Linked DNA regions of Mus musculus: region 1 is linked to region 2. A link is a loop called in an ENCODE intact Hi-C map of the cell type or tissue named here. Cell type or tissue: left cerebral cortex. All regions are shown on one strand. Links, peaks and the distances in the headings refer to the core of each region. The heading gives the core; the rest is flanking DNA.

Region 1 (12,305 bases), core at 2,102-10,101, 69 kb after region 2:
CCAGGCTAGCTCACCTAATGCCACAGCTGGCAAGGGGCAGGGCTAGCTCTCCCTCTTTCACACCCTGAGGGCCGGATTACCCACTCCCACTTCACCAGAGCCACCTCAACTGTGCTGCCCAGGTGAGGTACAGGACCTGCTCTCCCAAGTGCTACAGCTGGCAAGGGGTAGGGCCAACTCTCTGGTTCTTATGACTCTGGGGCCAACTCACCTGTGTCTCCTCCACCAGGGCCAGCTCTACTGTGCTGGCCAGGAAAGGTGCAGGGCCTGCCTGCTCTCCCACTCTTATGACCCCCAAGGCCAGCTCTCCTGCCTGCTACAGATAGCAGGGATGAGGTGGGGGAAGACCTCTCCCCTGTAGGCCATCCTCCAACCCTTCTCATTCCCCATCCACCCCCCCCCAAAACCCCTCCTTCAGCACCTCATAGCAGATGAGTGGTGGAGTCAGCTCCCCTGTGCTCACCCATACTCCCGCCACCAAGGCCAGGTCTACTGGGCTGCCCAGGTGCGGGAAGGGCTGTTCTCTTGAGTGCTGCTGCTAGTGAGAGGTGGAGGCTAGTTCTCCAGAGTGCCACAGCCAGTGAGGAGTGGGGACAGCTCTGCACAGCCCTTGCACATTAATATGGTCCCTGACAGTAGCCCAGACCAGCCACATGGTCTTTAGTGGTAATGGGAACCATGGACATTGACACAGATATCTGCTGCTGCATGGCCACAGACACAGACATGACCCTCAAGGACAGCATGGGCTGGGACTTCACCATGGCCTCAGGTAGCAGGGCTGGCTACTCACAACAGACTACTCCTCTCAGGCCCGCACGTCTCCAGTTCCATCTCCCATCATAATGCTCAAGCTACTCCACTTCTCTTTCTCTCCCATCTCTCCACCACATCCTTGCACATTATAGTGGTTCCTGCTGTGGGTGGGCTGCATGGCTGGCGGACCTCTGGGTGCCTTCACACACCCACTACAAAGCATGGCCACAGCCTGTGACGGTAGCATGGTAGCAGACTGGCCTCTTGGAAATAATTCAAACTAAGAAATGGCTACATTCTTGGGTTTGGGTGGTTAGGTTGGTAGAATGCTTGATGCATGAGACCCTGGATTTGATCCCCAGAACTGCCTACATTAGGCACGGTGGTACACGCCTGTGATCCCAGAATTCTGAAGGCAGAGGAGGATTAGGAGCTCAAGGTCATCCTCTCCTTGGCTACAGAGCAAGTTTGAGGCCAACTTGAACTACTTGGAACCTTGTCTTTAAAAGTGAGAAGGTGCTGAGATAGATCAGCGGGTAAAACTGCGTGCTGTCAAAAGTAAGGATTGAACCCCGATTCCCATGACTTACACGGCAGAAGGATCAAATTAACTCTTACAATGAAATAGGTATGATGCCTTCTGAATGATGCCGGTGAGACAAGGAGTCCCTCTCTCAGTGTAGGGCGGGACAATACTGAATGATCCGTTAGCCCGCCGCATCCATCCCTGAGTGGGCCATGCTTCTGCTCTCTTGTGGAAACGTGCAGTCTGCAACGCGTGCCTCTGTAGCTGCTAAGGCTGGTAAGTAGCAGAAAAGAGTAAACGTGTCACACACCAAGCACACCCTGTCTCTGGTTTATCTATCCCCTCTCTTGGAGGAGCCCCTCAAGTGGAGCAAATGGGCAGATACAGTGAATCCATTGATCTACCAGTGAGCTCATCTTTGGCAAAGTCTGGAAACCCTGCCAGTGAAAACTGGCTGAAGCCAACTTCAAAGTTGAGAAACTGGTTCTTCGCAGCATACATGAAAGTAAAAATCCATAGGTTTCTATGCAATATGTCCCATTTTTAAGATTGCATGAGAGAGCTGGTTACCATTACCTGTCAGTGTCTCCAACTTTCCCTATCTGCTATAGACTGACCCTTCCATTTAGAGAACACTCGGCAACTGTGCTGATCCAGGCACAGTCCTGGGAATAGGGTCACAGAGCCCAACAGTATAGTCTCAGACTCTCTACTCACAAGAGCAAAATGGCTGCAGAAGTCTCCGACTCTCATTTATTAGAATTATGTCTCATGAAAGCGAGAGAAGACACCTATAAAAGGCTGGTCCCTGGGCAGGGATCTTCTAAGTAAGTAAAGGTGCTAGCTCTCAATCCTGGTGACCTGGTGACCTGTTCTTAATCCTATGAACCTACATGGTAGAAGGAGAGAACTGACTCCTTAAAGTTGTCCTCTGACATCCACACACATGCTGTGGCATACATGTGTGCACTCTCTCTCACACACACACATAAAATACATGACTGTATGTTAGTTTCCTATAACAAGAAAGTATGCGGCTTACCCTGATTGGCTTAGCCTGGTCCCATGTACACTTTGTGGACCTAGAAATGTGTCTGGGTGAATAGGGAAGGCAGGAGCTTCAATTGCCCAGGCCCAAGTTGTGTTACTTAGCTAGTGCCATTTTACAAGCTACCTCTAAACTTTATTGCAGTGAATATTCCCTCTCCATTTTTTTTGTGGACTTTGAATATTGGTAGGGCTTAGTTAGTTGACAGTCTTACTGGGTTTTAGGCAAACTGTTGGGCAAGATTGTAATCTCATATGACATTCAACAAAAGGACCAGGTTTTACTTCTTGCCTTCCCCATAATTTTGCCAACAGCATCAATTTCTCATGAGATTCCCATAGAGCATGGGCATACACAGTGGTTTCTGGGGTCAGTGATCAAATGGGAATGTCCAAGTTGGAGACCACAGACTTTGCATCCTTACATGAAAAGTGACTCCTTACATTGCTGTTGTTCAGATACCATTCAGCAAGTTCAGCCTAGATTCAAGGGGGCGGGGGGGGGGGGGTTAAGCATGGTGAGACAGCCAGGAGGTAGAGTGTTTGAGGACCATCTCAGAGGCTGCTTGCAGCACAGATGTGAGCCACACCACTGCAGCTAGAAGCAAAGAGCCACCAGAGCACGTGGATGCAGAATGGGATCTCTGAATAAGATTTGGAGCCTGGCTTTAGGAACAAATGGAGATGTACACAAACCACAAAAGTATATTCTTTACATGTGGGAAATTTGGATTTCCTTCAAGATGTTTGGGGCCAGAGATACATGAGAGGCAAGCCAACACTGGGAAGACCCACTCGGCTTTGCATTGGTCTATGGACTTATCAGTTATTTCATAGTTAAGTTCAGTGGTTAAGGCAGGGGTTTGAATCCTACCCTCTGAGGAATCATATCCCTTTATCTTCAGGAATACAAACCGTACCAAGATAAGCTCACAGAAAAACACACATAATATAACTCTGCATCAGTAATCTAGCACCTCAAAACTCAGGTACTATCTTCTTTTTGAAGATTTGTTTTATGTGTTTCGCCTGCTTGTACATATGTACACCACATGCATGCTCGATGCCCTTGGATGTCAAAAGAGGTCACTGGATCCTTGGAAAGTGGAGCTGCAGATGATTTTGAGCCACCATGTGAATTCTGGGTAAAAACCAAGCCCTCTGCAAGAGCAACAAGTGCTCTTAACCACCGAGCCATCTCTCCAGCCCAAAATTCAGTTGATTCTTTTTTAAACTGACTGTTTCTTTGGTTCACAATGGAGGTTACTGTGGTCTGGGCACTTTAGGTTATCTCAGGCAGACTTGTCTCTGCATATCAGGCACCTGAAACGTCAACCGGTAACAACTCTAGATGACCTTATCCACATAACAGTGATTGACAGACCAGAAGGTCAGTGGGTGGTCAGTTTTTGTTTTGCATCCTTACTCTCTGTTAGTCCAGAAGTCTGGCATAGACTGCTTCATAGAGTGGATTTAATGACTCTAAAGAGCAGGCAAGAGAGAGAGGCCCAAGTGTTCTCTTCAAGTCTCTCCTTCTTTCCCATATACCAGTTCAAGGGAAGAGGAAACAGACTTCACCCTGGGACAGGAGATTTTGCAAAAGCAAATGAATATAAGGATAGGGAAAATTTATGGCCCAATTTTGAATCTACCATACTGTCCCTCAGCGGAATTATTTATGAACACAGAGAATATAAAAAACATAGAACAAACAGGAAAGAAATTTCCAGGGATATCCTGGGCTTCCCCATGGTCAGACTCTAATCTTAACAACAAACAGTACCAGAATTTAGGTTTGTGGGCTGGATAACCTGAGCCCACTGGAAAGCTGCTTGTTCAAGCTCTTCAAACCAACAATGGTAAACTTTTAGATCCTCAGATTTACATCTGCCATACTTTTCTTTCTCCAGCATCATATCCAAGCCAGGGCACTGATGGAAGGAGAAGAAAAGGAAAGCAAGAGAGAAGGGAATCACATTAAAAAACTTAATCTGATGCCACCTCCAATATCTGCCTCTAACATCCCAAAGCTAGTATCTGAGATCCTATGCTCTTGTGGGGTTTGGTGGATGAATGTCATGGCCCATGTGAAATTTTACTGAGAGTGTTAGGACTACCCCCTAGGAATTGATGCTTGCTCGAAAAGTTAATCCCCATTTCAAGAAACAATCCAGGTTTGAGTTCTAGTTCTTGTCCAGGGAATGAAACACACTTTCCTCTGCAGAGTTTTGTACCATGAATGCTGACTTTCCTGACATTTTGGCCTGTGTCTTAGCTGCTGTGGGGAAAAAAAAAAACATCATGAGCAAGGGAACTTTAATAAAAGAAGCATTTAGAGAGATTGCAATTAAGAGACTGCTTACAGTTTCAGGCTACTCCATTGTCATCACGGAGGGAAGCAGACAGGCATGGTGCTAGAGCAGTAGCTGAGAGCTTTACATCCTGATCCACAGGTAGAGAGCAAGAAACACTGGGCTTGGCTTTGTTTTTTGAAACCTCAAAGCCCATCCCAAGGATCCTCTAACAAGGCCATACCTCCTAGTCCTTCCCAAACTCTTCCACTAACTGAGACCAGGCATTTAAACACATGAGCCTATGAAGTCATTCATTATTCAAACCACCATAGCATACTCAAATGAGACCACGTGTCAGGGTGAAATTCAAATGATACTTGAACAAGAGATGTAAAGATAGACAGTTTTGTTCCAACCAGTGACTTCTACTTACACAGACAAGGAGGGAAATAAACGTTAATAATGAAACATCAATAAATGAAATGTGTCCATATTGAAGATCTGGCACTTCATTTCTATATGTGATCAGAACCCCTAAGGTCAGTTGGACTGTGTAGAGAACTTTTAATTATCATGTGGGTTGTAGTAATCTGTGCCTGTTCACAGTCACCTAACCACTAACCCACTGGCTCACTTTCAGTGGCTCACAGGTCTTACAGAGAGCTTAGCTTGAAACTCTGCTTCAATTTTTTCTGAACCACAGTCAAGATGTTGGCTGGGGTCTTCTCTAGGTTCAACTAGGGAAGGATCCCTTCTCTAACTGCTCTCATAGCTGTCATCAGGGTTCAGTTGCTTGAGAGGAACTGAGTGGAGGCTTCCCAAAAATCAGTGCCTTAATCACTTTTTTGCATCTAAAACAAAATGCTAAAGGCTGAGTAATTCTTGAAGAATAGCAGTTTTAGTTCAAAATTATGGATATTGGGAAGCCCAGGAACACTATAGTTCCTATTTTTTTGTCTGGTAGGGCCTTCTCCTGGGAGAGCCACCTCATGACGAGGTGGAGGGCATCAGGGGGTAAGAAAGAGCAAGCTTGCTTGCTTGGGTCCCTTTTGTCCTAGAGCCACTAATAACATTAGGGCCCCACCCACATGACTTCATCTAATCCTAACTGCTTCTCAAAGGTCCCATCACCAAATTCTACTAACATATGGCCTTGTGAATTACATTCCCAACATATGGACATTTGGGGAACACTTCTAAACCATAGCAAACTGCTTACTTGCTCAAAGAGTACAAGTCAAGGAAAAAGGCAACCAGAACACCATTGAAAAGAGAAGGAGAGTTCTGTCTCCCAGAGTTTAATCAAAGGAACAACACCACTTCAGTTTTTCTAAACACGGTTCATTCCAAGTAAATCACAAGAACCAGCACGCACTCCGGAGAACTTACCCGAGGATTTAAGTAGGCAGAAGGGAGGCGTCGAGTCATGTTGGAAACTGTCAGAAAATTTCTACCAGACAATGTGGCTTGGTGCAGAGGAAAATAGTGTCTTGGCTGTGTCCAGTAAATAGCCAGTCTTTTTCAACCAAATCAGCCCTCTCCTTAAAGTGAAATTAGAGGAGGTGGGGAAAGACCTCCTTGCCTTTCTCTAAGAGTAGATGAGTTGCTGTAGATGGCTGACTGGATATAATTAACTCAAATGGAGAATATTTTTGGTCCATGAAATTTTGAACCCCTCATTAACAGACCATACATCAGTGTTGCCTTAAGTTTGTAAGACGATGAGCCTTTGTTCTCAAAACAGAGGTATGCCTTGACCCTCTCCCTGTTCCCAAAATAGTGATTTAAATAACAATAATGCCACTATAGTCTCTGGCATTTGAATGCTTGGTCCCCATTTGGAGATGCTGCATGGGGAGGTTTACAAGGCAGACAGTGTATTGTACTGGAGGTGGGGTCTGGGACTATAAGACCTGCATCATTTCTGGTTTGCCCTCTCTGCTTCGTGCCTGTTCTTCAAGATAAATACTGCTGCCCCAGCCACCGTGCCTGCCACATGATGACTCTACTCTGCCATATGGACTCTAACTCTCTGAAATCATACGCCAAAATAAACCCTTAATGTTTTATCCCAGCAACAATCAGGTAACAAATGCAAATCCTTTCCTACCACAAGAACAATAGCAAACAAACAAACAAACAAACAAACAAACAAACAAACCACATAACATCAACTTCCTCAGTTAAACAACAGAAAGCCAAAGGGAACTTTAGTTAAAGATGTTCCTATGGTCTTGATTCCAACTTTATCATCAGGAGATTCTACAAGCAAGTGGATGCAGCCCAGCAAAGGAGGGAGTGGATGGACAGAGATGTTTGAAAGCATGTTGAGGGGTGATAGCTTGCCATTTAAATCAAGAGCAAGAAGAAAACACTCCCAGATCTCATCTGTCTTCTCACACCTTAGAAGTATTTTTTTCTCATTGCCATTTGACGACAAGGGCTGAGATTCTGTGAGAAGGAAATCATTGGGATGGGAAGTGTGTCCATGCAGCCATAATCCTCACTTCTAGAGCAGTGGCTGTGAGGGTGAGGGAAATGTGGATTCTCTCTTGTGCAAGCTGATATGCTGGACAGAATTTAAAACAGTGAAGGGGATAGTGCAGGCTGCAATCTATGTTGAGATTGTGGGACAGATGCTGCCAGAGGTAGAAACGTTGGCTGTTGTGTTTTTGACACAAGTGGAAGGAAGGAGCAGGAGGATGGGTGAGCCACTGAGTTAGGGAAGGAAGACCTTTGGCTTCCTTAGAGAGAAGGAACAGAGAACAGGGTGATGGATTCAGACTGGTCTGTCTCTAGCTCCTCTGAAGAAACCACCACGACAGGAAAAGAAGAAAAGCTGAAATAGATTAAAGCTTCAGCAACAGGGAGGAAAAGCTGGTCTGGTGGATTGGGTGGCTGCGCAAGGGTGTTGTATTAGTCACTGTTCTGTTGTTATAACAAAATATCTAAGTTAATTAACCAACATGTGAGAAGGTTCACGGTTTTGAAAGTTCCAGTCCTGGGGTGGATGACTTTGAGCCTCTGAAGATGATAGTGGCAGAGTTCATGTAACAAAACAAAGCCACCCACACCACGAGCTTGGAAACAAAGCAGAGAAAATGAAGGAGAAGAGTTCCCCAACCTCCTTAAATGTCATCAATAGTCTAAGGAACGCACACCATCTCCATCTCGTAAAGGTCCTCCTACCACCTCCTAAGGGTGCCTTCCTGGGATCAACCTTTTATGAAGCACGGGTAGGAAGGGACACTCCCCTAATTCATAAACAGATATCAATCCCTAATCTATAAATTGGGGAGGGGTCTTGCTTTCCTTGGAAATAGTCTTATAGAAATAATTAAGTTGAGGATCTTGAGCTGAAGGGATTACTCTGGCCTGTCAGGTGGACCCACCCTTGACGTCCTCACAAATATCCTTATTCAGGAGAAACAAAGGGAAAGAGCACAGACGGAGGAGGATAAGGTGACAGAATAAAACAGAGGGAGATGAGACCCAAATCTAAGAACGTGACAGTGCCAGAAGTCATGCGAGACAGAGAGGGCGCTCCCGTACAGACTTCAGAGAACAAGAACTTGTTGGCTCCTTTATTTCATGTTCCTGGCCTCCAGTACTGTGGAAGAACACCTTTCTTTGTTTTGAAACTCCCCAGCTTGGAATCATTTGGTACAGTATCCATGGAACACCAATACACCAGGATTCTCATTGACTAGCATCTAACCTAACTGCTGTTAAATGGACCAAGTTGAGATATCAAAACTGAGCCCTTTAGTACGTGGATACAAGGACACTATGCAGAAGTGCAGTCGACTGTGAAACCTCCTTCCAAGGTACAGGAAGTTAGACAGGAAGGAATTAGCAAGGACTCTCAGTCAGAGGGAGGTGGAGGCTTCTGTCCCTTGCCCACTGTGAGCTGCAGTGGGAGCAAGGACCCTCATGTCTGTGAGAGCCACCCTCTTAGGGATGCCGGAGACAGCTCTGTACAGTTCAAAGCCTGGGGACAGCTTGCCTCCTCCTCTTATACACCCACCTGGGGTTGGTGCAAACTCTTTTTGTCTGATGCTGCCGAGTGGTGGAAAGCTACAGAGGATGGACAGAACTCGCCTGCCATCTGCTCCTCTTCTGTGTTTTGTGAGTTTATTTTCAAATGTTAAGCGTTTGAGAGCAGCCGTCAGGCACCATCTCAAAACCTAACCAGTTGGCTAAAGACATTCACTTCAAATCCACGGCAATCACTCGGCGATCAGCAACTCCCCAGGGTTTGGAATAGGGGCTGAATCGTATTTTGAAACAACATCTTCAAATATTATCATATAATTTGATAACCGGAAAAGGAAAATATGATGTCTTGTTTCTATGATACAGACTTTGGGAAGGGAAACTACAAAAATCTTGCCAGACAAGCTGTTTGGAAAATGGAGGAACAAACTCCTTAGTCAAGAAAATATGAAGGTTTGGAGGGGGAGGGTAGCGTACAAGGATCTCTTAGGCATGCAGAAATGTGTATTTTCATTAGGAAGGAACACACACATGTAGTTGGTAGGTGACAGAGCTAGTATAAGCACACATGTATATGCACATGTACATATACACATATGTGTGTACATATACATATATGTACATGTGTGGTATGTTACACAAAAGGACGTGTCACCTTGATTTGGTTCTCAGCATGACTGGAAGCGAAGCATAATCAACATCTTATAATTTGATAGGAAGGGACCCGCTGCTATAGTTGTTAAGGGCAATCGGAATGTCTAGGCATGAACCCTGCCCTCCCCCCACCTCCCTGTCCTCCAGTCAGGAGCTGAGTTCGGGAGGCTCTGCTGTGGGAAGAGACTCTCATTTCAAGAAGAGGCTTCTCCAGGTCGGGGATCTTGGTGAATTAGAGATAGGTCTTGGAATGCTGAATGAAGTGGGGAATTTAGGAAGCTGTTACTTAAAATCATCTTAGATATCCACAACTAATTGCCTCCCCCTTTGGGCAACACAGGAATGAGAACTGAAAGCTGATTGCTGGACTATATTTCCAATTCATGCATACAAACCATAGAACACTTGACCCTGGTAGGAACAAAGGGTTAGGAAGCCTACTCCAGAATGTTGGAATGCCAGCTCCACCGCACACCAGCTACATAACCCCGGAGAACCCTACGGCCCCTCCCTGTCTGCTCACGCTTGTGCAAGGTCGGCAGTTGCTCCTTTAGGACTTTCGTGGAAGCCAAGTTGAGCTGGATATTTGGTGTGTTAGAGAGCTATTATTTTAACCAATTGGCCCAGCAGGTATAATACATACGTGAAGCAGCCTCTGACTGAGTAAGTGAGAGTAATGGAACCCAAGTTTTTGACCTGGGAAGTTCTTGTCTATTTAAAGCATGATCCCTTCCAGCGCTGACTGCAGAGGGTAGAGCCCAGTGATGTCATCTTCCCCTTCCTCAAGAGAAGCTGGGGGAAAAAATGTCCACCCCCAACCCTCATGGGTTGTCCTGACTTTTGAAATCTAGTCTGTAAATTCTAATTTCTGAATCTTTAGTGAACTGTGTCTGTTGGATGAATCTGTCAGGTGGGCTACAGGTTTGAAACGTAGAGTGACAAGCTAGATTGATGATCATCTGTATTTTCAGCTCTTTTAAGGAGATTCTAAGGGCACACTGGGCATTCCATTTGTACAATATATTCATTGGGCATTATCATTTATAACCAAATGACTTAGTGGTTGGGGCATTGGGCTCTATTCTTAGGGCGTTGCCCTAGTGATGCAGTTAACCCTCACTCCAGCCTGCAAGACAGGCGTTGTTCCTTCTGCTATTTTGCAGTTGAGGAAGCTGAAGCTCAAAGAGGTTAAATAACTTCATGGAGATACAACAGCAGATGGAGGAGTCAGACTTTGTATGCAAACTGTTGCCTTTAAGAGGCGTTAATCAATGTTCAACGCACCCAGTATTAGCTGAGCTGTCATCTGAATGCAGATGCAAAACGGTGTGCATTGCTGATGGACGCTGAAGTTAGCAGGACCATGCCAGAGCCCCTTGTTATCAAAGCTCATTCAAAAACTGTCCCGCCTACGCCTGTCAGTGCTGCCATCAAATGGGAGTGGCTCCACAGTCCGTGGAGCCTAAGAATAGTGGCTAGTGCCATCCAATGTCTTAAATTCTGATTACATATTTATTTATTTATTTATTTATTTATTTATTTATTTATTTATCGTGCGGGGAGGGGTCATGCACATGCCAGGGCACAGGTGTGGAGGTCAGAAGACAACCTGTAGGAGTCCATTTTCTCCTTCCACCATGTGGGTTCCAGGGATCCAACTCAAATCCTTAAGCTAGGTGGCAAGCACCTTTACCTGCTGATCCATCTTGCTGGCCCCAATCACTCACTGTTTAAACACAATATGAATACTAATGTAGTGTCTGTAAGATGAGGCACTATTTCTGTCATCTTCATTTTACATGGAAATTGAGTTCCAAAGAGGAAGAACTATTTGTCCGTTTTTACACTGCTACTAAGAGGTCAAGGTCTGATTCTGAGCACACTTCCCAGTTTACACTTCATTCATAACTTCATTCACAACCTAGCTCAGGCACACTATAACAATGCCCAGGAGCAGGAGCTAAAACTGCAAAGGGAAAGGTTAGAGGTGAATGTTACTATTGAACCCACTTTAGAGATCTGAAGGATGAGTCTATTAAGTACAAAGTCGCTTAACTATAAAGCCACCCAGTGGGCAATCACCAAGTCAAGGTGAGAATGCAGCTCTATCAGACCCTAAAGTTTACGTATCTATGTCTCCTGTGAACATGTTCTAGGATACTGAACCTGACAGCACATGCCTGTCACTCCTGCTTCCAAGAGACTGAGGCAGGAGGATAGTGCACGCTCACGGTCAACCTTGAGTTCAAGGGTAGCCTAAGCAACTGAGACCCTGCAAAGGTTGGGATGTAGCTACACGACAAACACCTCCTTAACATGTGTAAGGCCTAAGGTCAGGCCCCAGAACTGGAAAAGAATTTAAGTTCCGGGGTTCTGCCTTCTGGACTTTCAGAATAACTTATGCTAAGGGAGAATTGAAGAAATAGGATCAGATACAGCTACTCAGACTACTGAGTCAACTTTCAGAAAGCGTCCAAACAAATCACATGACCAGGCAGCGCGTGGGGGGGGGGGGGATGTCAAGGTTTCATATAGTGTCTCCCTGGGTGAGTGTCTCTCAGATACCCCACAGCCTCCAGCCCTCACACACCTCGAGATGGGAACGTGGCGCTCCTCTCTCATCCCTGGGTAATGGTATGATGTTCCTCAAGGTGGGGGTTGCTAATTTAGGGAACGAAAAAGCCTCAGATTATCTAGTTCCAGGAACAAATGGATCCAGGGGCAATATCAGAAGCCTGTTCCCCTCCTTCACTCAGCTTCTTCCATACTTCACTCTCTTCACAAATCCCTGGCACTTCCTAGAGTTTAGCGGTACCAAGAAAGGACAACTTATTCCAACAGTGCCAACGGAAGCTCTGAGTCTGAGTCCTGCTGCCCTGACTTGAACACCCATCTGACACCTTATCACCTTAGTCCAGTCAGGGTCGGGGCAGAGAGATAAACATCAGACTTCCCACACTTGGGTCCTACCCTACTATGGAGTAGGGTAGAAGAAAGAGGCAGTCACTTTGAATTGCATGTTACAATTGCTC
Region 2 (12,305 bases), core at 2,098-10,097:
TGGCTCGGTGGTGTCGCTGTCCCCTAGTCCTGGATGCTGTCACTTCTGGTTTCTCCACTGATGACAAACAGGGGGGCCCTGGACTGTGAATGAAGCTTCATCTGGGTGTGATGGGACATTTTGGCCTCTCTTTTAGCAGGTTCTCCTCCCGTCTCTGGTCCTTCTGCTCCCTTGCACCCAATCAGGATCACCTTGCTGTTCCCTGTGTTCTTCTCTCCAGCTTTCTTGGCAATCAGAGAGCAGAAAACCCCACCTCCATCTTATTCTCTGCCTCAGGACATTGGTTCCCTTTGGTCATTGCCCCTACCTTGGCAAAGGCTAAGGAACTTGGGTACCACGTAGAGAGAGGATGGAGAGGGTAGAGGGTGCACTAAAGACACATCCTGACTCTGTAGCTGGATTGCCACCTAAGCCAGAGGCTATTCTGAGGGCCGAGTCAGTGGGACACTGAGAGGGGCAGCTCTGTGGGAGACAGAGGAGGAGAAAAGGCTCACTGCAATGAGAGTTGTCTGACCTCCACACATATGCCATGGCACTCCAGTACCTGCACACAATACACATGGTGATGGTGATGATGACAGGAACTTTATTTAATCATGTAAACCTGAATTAAAATCCTGCCCTTGCTCCGAGTTGTACTTGGGCAAGCTAGATGCACGGCAGTGTCTACTTCCTAGAATCGTATGCAAAGTAAGTAAGAAATAACAAAGGAAAAACCAATAGTTGCTCGATACATTGACAAGCACTCAAAAATATGGTGCTGAGAAGTGTTGCTTACAAAAACAGATAACATAGTATCTTTAGCAAATATGCCAGTCAGATCCCTCTGTCTTCAGGGAAGCCTTCCCAGAAGGACTAGGTCTCCTTAGAATCTGATCCAGGCCTATGCTTCCCAAGAGCCTCCTTGAAAATAGCACGTACAAGGCACAGTTCTTCTGACCGGGTCAAGAGCGAAGATAGTACTACCCTAATGAAAATAACACTGTGTCCATAAGCCATCTGGTTTGCTGACCCGGCTTATGGCCACAGCTTGTAGGAAGACGACCCAGGACAGCAGGTGAGGCTGTTAAAGCCGTGCATTGACTAGTCCTATAGTTAGTTGTCTGCTCACTTTTCCTCCCGAAGTTCAGGGTCAGGGAGCATGGCTGCTTGATTCTTGCTGCATTCCCAGCAGGCTCTTACCGAGCAGGACATGCTGAAGCAATAAAGGAGAGAGTGTCTCGAACTCAGTGTTACCAAACCTGCATCCATTCCTGTGTTGTTAATCTTTACTGATTATTAACCACACGTCTGATCCTTGGGAAGATTTCAAGTTAAGACAGTGAAATTTGATTCCATGGGGGTGATCATCATTCTAGCCATGTGGGCTGCCGTTGCTATTGATGGATGTGCCAAAGAGTTCAACACAGCCTCATCTTTCCTAGGACCGTCTTCTATTGATAGGACTTAACTATTCAAAGTCTGAGGTGGTTGCGAAGTGTTACTTCTTGTCTCTGGGTTAACACAGCATGTCTATCCAAAGCTGGGAGTGGTTTGCATGGACTCCAGGTACCCAGGGCTGTCCTCTAGGCCTCTTCTAACTGAGCTGATGTGCTTGCTGTCTTTCCCAGGTCATGCTCTCAGAGCGGAAGGGTACAGATGAACTCTATGCCGTGAAGATCCTGAAGAAGGACGTGGTGATCCAAGATGACGATGTGGAGTGCACCATGGTGGAGAAGCGGGTGCTGGCCCTGCCTGGGAAGCCCCCGTTCCTGACTCAGCTCCATTCCTGCTTCCAGACCATGGTAACGGGTCCAGCACTCTGGGTAGCCACTTCCAGGGTTGCCACGGGTTTGGGCCAGTAACAGTTGCCATCCTGAGGAGACACCTGGGCTGTCTGCCTTGTGGAAACTAAAGGATGCTGGGCTCACAGAAGTCTTGCCACTGTACACAGTCCCCTGGGGTAGATCCTGTCCCAACTCAGGCAAATCGTTTTATACTCAGACAATCCAAGTCTTTGCAAGCATTAAGGGGTGACTTAGGGACAGGGTCTCAGCAAATCTTCCTTCCTTCCTTCCTTCCTTCCTTCCTTCCTTCCTTTCTTTCTTTCTTTCTTTCTTTTTTTTTTTTTTAATTTTTATAGTCCGGATAGGAGCAGTCAGCCCTCCTAGCCCTTTGGAGGAGCATGCAGACATCTCTGCAGGTTGCCTGAGGCCTTTGCTAGGGGCCTTCCCCGAGGAGGATTTCTTGAGAGCACTGCTCTGAGAAAGCATCTGAGGCTGGGCAAAGGGTTGTAGGGAAGGGCTAGTGGTTTCAGAATGCGACCCGACAGCCAGAATGAGAGGGAACATTCATGCACTCTCTGCTGCTGCCCCTGCAAGAGTTAAGATGTCACTTCAGTGCCTTCTGACCAGTCCCCGTTCCTGTCAGATGTTGACCTCCATTCCCAGGAGAAGAACCCCAGCACAAGTGCAAATTAAGGAAAGGTTCATTCCTATTATCATGCAACCCAGGAGCCATAACGGAGTCTCAGCAGGTGTAGAAGCTTGATCCGAGACTGACAACCTGAGTTCAGTGCCCAGGCTCAAGCTGTGAAGGAGAAGACAGGTTCCCACAAGATGTCCTCCTAAAGCCATATATGCATTATCATGTGCACACGTGCGCACACACACACACACACACACACACACACACCATACCTACATGCACACATGCACACCACATGACACACACACACACACACACATGCTTGCACATACCTCACACATACACTCACACACACACCACACATATACACACACACCAAACATAAACACACATATTCACACACATACATGCACATACATGTACACACACTCATGCACATGTACACACACACTACACATGCATGCACATACCACACACACACTCACACACACAACACACACACAACCACACACAAGATAGATAGATAGATAGATAGATAGATAGATAGATAGATAGATAGATACATCGATACATCGATACATCGATACATAGATAATAAATAAATAAAATGTGTTTTAACTCTAAAAAAAAGGAGTTCATCCCTTAAGACATAGTTCTAAGGCCAATGGCCATGGCTTCCAAGAATGGACTCTGTAGGGTTCTTCTAGACCCTTTGCCTTTCAATCTGCACAATCTGACTTTATATCTCACCCTCTACATGAGATGGATTGGATGCTGTTGTAGTCTGCATCAAAGCCATTTCGTCACTTTCTTTTATCTGTTCTTGGATCTGCTGGGCATTCCGGGCTGTTTGGTCTGTAGTGTTTTCAGCCTGGGCTCTGCTTACCACACTCTCACAGCATCTCTACCTGCTTCTCTCTCCCTTGCATTTTCTAGAAATTGACAGCTAGGTCTAGAGGCTTGGTCAGACTCAGCATCTATCAGTTAGCAAGACGGCAGTTGCCCCTAGATTCCGGGTGTATTCTTTCAGGAAATGCATAAGGATCTTGGTGATGCTGGCCCAGACTGATGCTCTCAGCACTAAGTCAATTAGCTCACTGGAGATTTAAGATGGGAATATCTGTTTTGCATTTGCTAGCTGGGATGCTTTTTACGAAGCATTCTCCTTGCTTGCTTCCCGATGATCTGGCTCATACAGGAAAGGACAGAATCGATACTCCAATTCTTCCCTTTGTTTACGCTTCTGGATAGTGAATTAGTTCACAGTTGTGCTCTGAGGGGGACTAAAGCTTGGCTTTTAAAGTAAACCTTTAAGGGGAAGGGAGAATGGCTGTAAAGAAAATTTTAAGTAAATGACCGTTTATATTGCATGGGCACAGGCAAAGGCCAGCAACAAAGGAAGCCAAGTATCTTTAACATTACCTGGGGAATTCAGTTCAGAAGGGGTCCACATGTTAACAGAGTTAGGATGTAACCTTTGAGACTCCCCCTTCCTCCTTTCCATGGCTGGTTCCCAAACTCACTCAAGAGTAGCAGCTCATGACTGTCTGGTAAACAGGCCAGTGGCGAACTTGGAACAGCAGTTTGCAATTTTAGCTGTGTGTGTCAAAATGGAGAAGAGTGAGCCATTTATGACTAATGTTCATTAAAGGATAGCATCTTTATCAGTAATGAACTGCTTTGAGAATAGCCATGTGGAGTGGATTTGAGATTATTCCTTTGATGGCAAGTGGCCTCCCCCGTCTGAGCTTCATTTGTCTGGCACGATGGATTCCAGGAGCAGCATGCACATGGCAGGAGTCACAAGTGCTGGATTTTCCTCCAGGAGTTGTCCCATGCCAGGAACGCTAAGAACCTCAAGAGTTGGTGGACTCTTGTCCTGCATGGGGAGAGGATCTGTGACTCTTTCCAGACAGTTTCCCACTGCAGAAAGTAGAGGAGTGCAACAGGCAATTTTCTCAGTGGTTGGCAGTAATACGGAGTGGTTAGTTCATGTTCAGGAGCTGTGTTTTGTGTTGGGGGTGGGGTGATGGGTGGGAGGCTTGAAGAGATGCACTTACTCTAAGAGAAAAGGCCTGGTGAGGCCGTTTGAGAGGGGAGCAGGCACCTAGCCACCTTACCTGGGTTCAAGTAGACACCCAGCCACCTCACCTGTACTCTGGGCATCATTTCATTGCATAAAACACAAGAACTTATGTATTTTTCATTATGATTTTTCTTTATAATTTTTTATATTTCATTTTTCTTGAGACAGGGTCTTCTCCTACATAGTCTTATCTGTCCTGGAACTGCCTATGCAGACCAGGCTGGACTCAACTTAAAGATATCCTTCTGCCTCTACCTCCTGAGCACTGAGATTAAAAGCATGTGCCATCACATTCAGACTGATTTTTAAAACTCTGTGCATGTGTGCATGGCTGTTTGTATATGTGTATATAAACCAAGAGTTGGGAGGGGGCATCTGTGGAGATCAAAAGACCCTGTAGTGTCAGCATGTGGGATGCATAGGGAACAAGAGATCAAGTGCCCTGTTCACTTGGGATTCCCACTCTACCAGGGAGACTGGAAAAAGGGCACAGCAACAAAAGCAGAGGGGCTGGCATCGGGGAGACTGGTATTGTGAGATGACTTGTTTTGATGGGATCATCAAGGAAAGCCTTGGTGGTAAGGTTGACATTTGAGCAGAAACCAGAACAGGCAGGGCTACCTGGGGGCAAAGCAGTAGTAGGGAGCAGGAAGAGTCCGTGTGAAGGCCCCAGGCAGGAACACGCTCCCTGTGTCTAAGGAACAGCCAGAGGGCCAGTTTAGCCTGAGCGGATTGTCATGTTGTATTTTGTGACCCAGAATTCCTTTATGAATCAGCTCTCTTTAAAGGAACAACAAAGCTATTATAGCATACTGCAAACTTGATAGGTGTGTGTGTATGTGTGTGTGTGTGCATGCATGCACTAGAGATGTAGAATTTTGAAAATATAAGCTCCTTGATAGATTTTTTTAATCTATAAAGTAGTCAAAACATATGAAAGTAAAATTCATCCAATAATATCCTTGATGGTTTCTGCCATTCTTGAAATGACACAACGCTTTTGTTTTGTTTTGGCTTGGTTTTGGTTTGTTGAAACAGGGTTTCTTTGTGTAGCTCTGATTGTCCTGGGACCAGCTCTCTGTAGACCAGGCTGGCCTTAAACTCACAGGGATCCACCTGTCTCTGTCTCCCGAGTGCTGGGACTAAAGGCATGTTCCACCGCTCTCTGGTCCCAAAGCTCATTATTTTAAAAGTTGTTTAGAAAAACAAAACTCTGTCAGAAGTATCCTTATACTGTATTTTCAAAGCTTTCAAAAGTATGTGTGCCATTTTCCCTGTTAGTGGAAATCTAGAATATTAAATTTTGTTTGATGTATTCTAAATGTGTTCAGCCTACACATGTACACAGAGAAGGCTGGCATGGCCAAATCAAGACATTGATTAGAGTCAGGGAAGGATGTATAGATAACTGTCTTCTTGAGTTTCCAATATTTCAGAAGTGTCTCTACCAAGGCAATTAAAATTGGGGTGTGTGTTATAGACACACATGTGCATGCAGCCACATACACAGTCCAGAGGAGGACATTATGTGACCTTCTCTGTCCCTTGTTACCTTTAGACAAGGGCCAGAATGCTCCAGTGATTGCAATATATCTTCTGCACTTCCCAGAACTGAGATTACAGGTGCATGTACCCAAACACCTCAAGTTTTTACACGGGTGCTGGGGATTTGAACTTGGGCCCTCGTGCTTACACAGCAAATGTCGGGGCACTCATAGGTAACAACATATGAGCCATCTGCTCAGCCTCTTAGATTTTTAAAAAAATTGACCACAAGATGGCAAAATAGATGCAAAAGCTTTTGGAAGAGAGTTAAGTTTTAGAGAGTTAGTTGCTCATTGGATGAGCCCGTTTCAGGCAAATGGACTTCTGGTGAGTTGTTCCAGAGACACACAGGCCAAAGCATGCATTCCCCAGGGAGATGGATATGGACCTATGATTACCGGCCATAGGACTCCTAGAAAGTCACTAACAGCTGTGAATATGGGTTTTATCATCTTGTAAAAGGAGCCCATTACATGGGAATTAAAAGGGACAGTAGAACGAATCTAACAAACACCGAGTAGAAGTTTGTTCCATGATTGGAGCTGGGCTGGGGCCCCTTGCTGCACAGGCACACAATAATTTCATTTCCTCCCATCTTTTTGCAGTTTTTCTCAGGGACAATTGTCAGCCAGGCACATTCATGTAATTTCCCAACTGCCAGTGGGCACAGGCAGTTAAGTTTCTTCAGCAAAACATCTATTTTAACTGTTTTCTTTTCAATTGAACATATGCACCTCTTTTTTTTTTCTTAAATAGAATTAGATTTCATGAGTCATTGAAGGACAGAAGTTACTTCCTCCCCAAATTTGCTGCCATGGCCCAGCAATAACTCAGCTGCAAGGCATGCTGGGAGAAACATCCACCCAGAATACAAAAGAGGGCAGAGATGGGGACAGGGATGGTTTCCACCTATTGGCGTCATGCCCATTGAGGCTCCAGAGCGTCCAAGGGGCCATGGTGACTCAGGCCACATCTGGTTTTTGTAGTAATGCCCAAGGAGGTGCTTGGACCTTAGGGCAATGCTGAAGAAGGTTCTCGGAAGAGTCTTGGTCAGAGATGTCAGGGTTGTAAGAAGTAGGATACTTCTCTCCCACACTAAACTACCTCATGCATAAACAGAAAAAAGCAACCAACACTAAGGAAGTCTTTATGGGAGAAACAAAGGCATGTGTGTGCTTGACCTTGGAAGGAACTAGGATTTGTGAATTTAAGGCAGATTTTATCTTCTTTCTTATTGTTTCTCTGTTTGTCACTGCTTTTGGCCGGTGTGGCTTCTCTAATCCATATCCAGCAAATTTCCTGAGTTCCAATTCATAATCGCAGGAGAGGGGATCTGATTGATTCCGTTATGTCAGGTGTTCCTTCCTGGCCCGACCAAGTGTTTATTAGGTAACACTAACTCAGTGGGAACCTTATAAAAAAGTGTTGTGTCTACTGGGAGGGCATAATTGGTGCTTCTGTTAACTGGGGGATGCCAGTAGAATCCATGGAGATTCCGATACAGATGCAGTCTGAAGTGCCTCATAAAAAAGAGATGTAGTACCCAAGGGGTTCCTGGGAACTTGGCAGGTATCAGGGCTGCTGGGCACTAATGATTAGAGGATCTTGGGTAGGGAAGGAACCAGAAATGCCAACTGAATCTAAGTGTTAGGGCAGGTTGGGATAGTGATAGTTGGGTTCTTTCTAGTCTCTTGTATTCTTCTGATGGCAGCATTGGCATATTCATTTGATAATTAAAGATCCTTTAAGTCCACAGAAGAAGAAAGGTTCTTCCAGCCCTTGAGAACCTTTGTGTCTGCACCAAAGGGAGATAGGAAGCCAGAACAGAAAAAGCACGAGGTCCTTGTGTTGGATTGGGATTATCATGCTGTAGAATGAGAGAAAGAAGAGTTCAGTGTGCACACATCTCCTTGACCACACATTCACCCCTATGAAGCTCTGTGAATGCACACAGACTTGGCATGGCTGTCTGATGTGAGAGCACCCCATATGGAGGCGAAGCTGCTAGGACTCTACTCCGTTTAGGAAGACAGTGGGTGCGAACAACCAACCCCGAGGTCCCAGAGCAAGTATCCCGTGTAACTAGGGTGTGAACCAGGGCTGGCTGATGCCAAAGCCAGAGCTCTTATTCACAGTACTTCACGGCTTCTCTGGAGAGAAGCAGATGGCTGTGTGTGATAAAGGGATCAACTTACAGACACACTGAATTCACGGACAAGCCTTGAAAAAAATCATTAAAAATTGCTACAGAGACAACATAACACAATTCATCTTAGAACACTGTACGAGAGCGGCCCACGTGGTTGGTATCCCCTCACCAAGGTCTCATTAAAAGTGGCAAGGGACCCAGGGAGACGGTCCAATGGATGACAGTGCTTACTTCATGTGCACAGGGAACTGAGTTCAGAACCCAGCTCTCATATACCCGTAAACCCTCCTGCTGTGAGGGAGGAAACAGGAGGATCTCTGGAGCTTGATAGGCTGCCAGCCTCAGGGCAGTGAGAGACCCTAACGCAAAGAAATGAGGCAGGGTGATAAAGCAGGCCATTCAACATCATCCTCTAGACTCAGCACACATGCATGGGCCCATGTACCTGGACACATGTGTCCATACACCACACACATATACCATAATCTCAGAGAAAATGGCAGACATCCCACCACCACCACACAGGCATCATGCCCCACTCTATTTCAGCTACGCTGGGGGAGGATTGCCTCTTTTTGCGTTCTCTGTCTCCATGTGCTCTGCTCAGATGAACTGTGCGTAGGCAGTGCACTTATCATTTTATATGACCACACCCTGGACTCGCATTCCAAATTTAGAAAATTCTGCACAACTATTATACATGACATGTATACATGAGTTTTGTTTTGTTTTGTTTTGTTTTTTAGCTTTTTGAATTTACTGAGGGAATTTGGGGCGGGGGGAGAAGAAGAAAAGAATTGAAAATGCACAGGAGCCCCTTTCAGCTTACAGGCCACGGCAGCAGCACTTTTGAAGAGGCATTTTAAGGCTGAGCAGACTGGCTAGTTTGAAGAGAGAGTTGGTGAGTTTGCCTCTCTGTGCTTTTAATTGGAGATGACAGTGGAACGCCCACTTAGGAACGTCCTGGAGTTGGCTGGAGCCAGCTGGAGCCGGCTGGAGCTCAGGAGAGAGGGGAGGATAGAAATTGGAGGCAACACGTGTCAGTCCAGAGAGAGCCCCTGGGCCGTGACTAGAGGGGGAGGGGTACACCCATTTTGAAGGTGATCCTCAGTAAATACTTCTATGATTCTTATATGGGGGAGCCCATCAGGCAAAACCTCATCGAATACCACAGGTTTGAGAACAAAGAACGTCTGAGGCAATGGTTTTGTAAGGAGAATGGGGAACAAGGTCAAATTCCAGGGCTGTGGAGGAGATCCTATAGTTAACTGAGGTCCCAGGGTTTGCTCCTGGCTCTCTTAATGCCATTTCTTCTATTGCATTTATTTTGAGCATGGTTTGAATTAGTTATATGTATATTTTAACCAAGATTTTAGATGCTCTAGGGAAAAGTTCTGTATCTTACTCTTTATTTTGGCCTCTGTAATGACTAATACACACGTACACACATACATACACACATACACGCACATATGCATGCATACACACACACACACACAGACACACACACACACACACACACACACACACACACAAACATATGTTCAGAGGAAGCTCTCAAGTTTGCCTCTACTCAAGGTTGGCTCTGGTTGGCCCCCAGTTGGACTTTCCAAACTTTGTCATTCCTGGCTACTGCAGGATATGAACTTTGTGACATGGACAAATGGTGTTTGTTTTTGATATATAAAATAAATTCTTTAAAATATTGATGCACCAAAGTCAAATTGGATATAGAATGTAAATAGCAGAGTCCAGACTGAGTTTATAGTTTTTACAAGGACAGTGCCTTTCCAGTTATGAAGATTTAACATATTTAAGCAATTACGTTTCAGTTTTTAAAGTGAATTTCAACTTATGTACTTATTTTAGTCTTGCTATATAGTACGAGATGGTCTTATGGTCTTTCTGCCTCAGCTGCTCACGTGCTTCATTACAGGCCTGTCTCACCATAGTCAGAAAAAAACAAAGGACAAAAACCAACCAACTAAACGAATAAACAAAAAGCAAGCCGGATAGCCAACCAAATGACAGCAATGACAAAAACCCCATAAACTGAATTTCTAAGACTATTTTTTTTAAGGTGAGGAAGGATAGATCTTTGAAAAGCTGCTTACGTTTAACAATATTTCTTTCCATAATTCATTTTTCACTTTACATCCCAATCACAATGCCCTGTCTCCCTTCCCCCAGTCCTGTCCTTGCAAATCCCTGGCCCCTTCTCCCTCCCCTTCTCCTCAGAGGAGAGGATGCCCCCCGATACCACTCTACCCTGAGTGTATTTTAAGAGAGGAGTAAAGCTTACTGGAGAGCTTGAATTCACCCGGGGGTGGGGGAGGGGGGAAGAGACGGGCTAAAGCTCCCTCTTCTTCATCATCTTCAGACATGAGCTGGTCTCACCCATGGCTTCCTATCTCGTATGACTCCGTGTGCCTTAGTCTTCCTCTTCAGCAATAACACCCATGATGTAAGAAGCTTCCTATATTTGACTGTATTTCCAAGCTCCACAAACACAAATTATAAGAAGTTAGACGTGTACACCTATGATTACCTAGGACTATCTGCTACCCTTCTTTGAGAAACAGTGCCATTTGGAAAGGTGTCTGGCGGTGCCTCACACTGGCACTGTGGGTCCCTCCCGGCAGCTTGGCTGACAGTGGAGAGGCATCTGACACAGCGTTGGCATCATTAGGTGTCCAGAGGCTAAAGGACAGCAAGATACCAGTCATAGCTTTTCATAACCAAGACACTGGCCAGCCAAAGCTTGTCAGGTAGGGTTCAGAGATGGCTGGTGTCAAGGTTCTCCCACGTAGTTAGCAGTGGAAACAGACCATATAGCTTCAGCCTGAATGGGGCCGTCATGGTACTGGGATTCTGACTGTCGGGTCTGGGGAGAGGGAGATTAGCAAGTTAAGCTAATCCAGCCAGAAATGAAGCAAGTAAAATCTCTCCTTACTTCTCCCTCTGTGGCCAATGCCATCTGCTGTTTTAAAAATAATTTTTAAAAGCGAGTGTTTTGGTTCTCTTCAGTGTGCAGCAAAGACAGATGCTATTTTGGGCTTGTTTTCTATCACCCCCCCACCACCACCACCAAGAACCAGGGGCTGAGTGTCGTTGGGTTCTGGTGTACTGTCTGCTTTGTGCCACCATCTTTGGTGCAACCTTTGTGCTAACTTCATATTCCACCACCCCATTTCCCTCTCTGCCTCTCATTAGGTTGTTAGAAAGAGGAAGTAGTATTGATTTGAGAAAGAACGAATATATATATATATATATATATATATATATAATTGGTTGACTTGCGCTGCTTACTGTAAACCTGCAGCTCCAGCTGGATGCAGGGAACAGAGCACTGATGGGCTAGAGGCTTCGATGGGAGGAAGAATGCATCCATATATCCTTCCCAGAACTTTTCCCCGCTGCTTGTACTCACTGGGGGCAGCATAGTGAGAGGCTGCAAGTGTTGACCCTAGAACTGATCCTTCTCGGTTCAAATCCTGGCTCTGCCACTTAGCAGCTGAGCGATGCTTCGCCAGGTCCCTTAACTCAGGTAAACATCAAGTGTTTGGTGATGGTGGCTTCGTGTCATCATTGTCTGTGTTACAACTATCAAAATTCACACTTGACCACACATGTTACCTTTTATATAAAGTAATATAAATGCCTATGCACTGGAAGGAATTTTTTTTTCTTTAAATGATGGATTAAACATTTGTTCTATGGCCAGAATTCTCTTAGGCAGTATGTACATGCCGTAGGTGAGGAGTAGCCACTGTATAAGTGAAGAGAAAACTGGAGATCAGAGAGGTTAAATAATCGCATGGCAGTAGCATAGCCAGTAAGTGGCAGAGTGGTATTCCAACACTGTGTTCATTATGGGTCTGGGATCTCTGCCCTGCAGTTTCTGCGCTAACCTTTCCAGTAGGCTTTGCAACTTTACACGTAAAGCCGACTTTTACATCACACCTCAGCATTACCAACACATTAAATAACCCAACCCACAGTTTACAAAAACATACTCAGGGCTCTAGACATGGGACTCTGACCCTTTCTGTTCCATTCTTAAGTACCATTCCGTTCTAATTCTTGCTTAAATTTTCTCTTTAAAAAATGGCTATGACC

What was found. Hi-C counts contacts between places; a loop is a spot of excess contacts. Peaks named below come from ENCODE experiments on the same cell type or tissue, not always from the same donor. Only the 100,000 strongest peaks of a DNase experiment are listed, where the experiment ranks them.
Region 1: it touches region 2 in a loop (2.0-fold over the local background); 2 of 42 quality-filtered maps call a loop at or near these places.

What each region holds. Positions count from the first base shown.
Region 1 is chr7:122,635,177-122,647,481 of GRCm38, forward strand. No RefSeq gene overlaps it. Among named protein-coding and RNA genes, the nearest start is that of Cacng3, 30 kb to the right of the region's middle. In left cerebral cortex, for the core only: no CTCF peak of the experiment used is centred there; DNase peaks (open chromatin) are centred at 6,008, 8,198 and 8,704; H3K27ac peaks cover 1,118 bases.
Region 2 is chr7:122,566,524-122,578,828 of GRCm38, forward strand. It overlaps Prkcb (protein kinase C, beta), which reads left to right. Exons shown (of 17, transcript NM_008855.2): 10 at 1,611-1,784. Among named protein-coding and RNA genes, the nearest start is that of Cacng3, 99 kb to the right of the region's middle. In left cerebral cortex, for the core only: no CTCF peak of the experiment used is centred there; DNase peaks (open chromatin) are centred at 6,301, 6,766, 8,115, 8,426 and 2 more places; H3K27ac peaks cover 5,285 bases.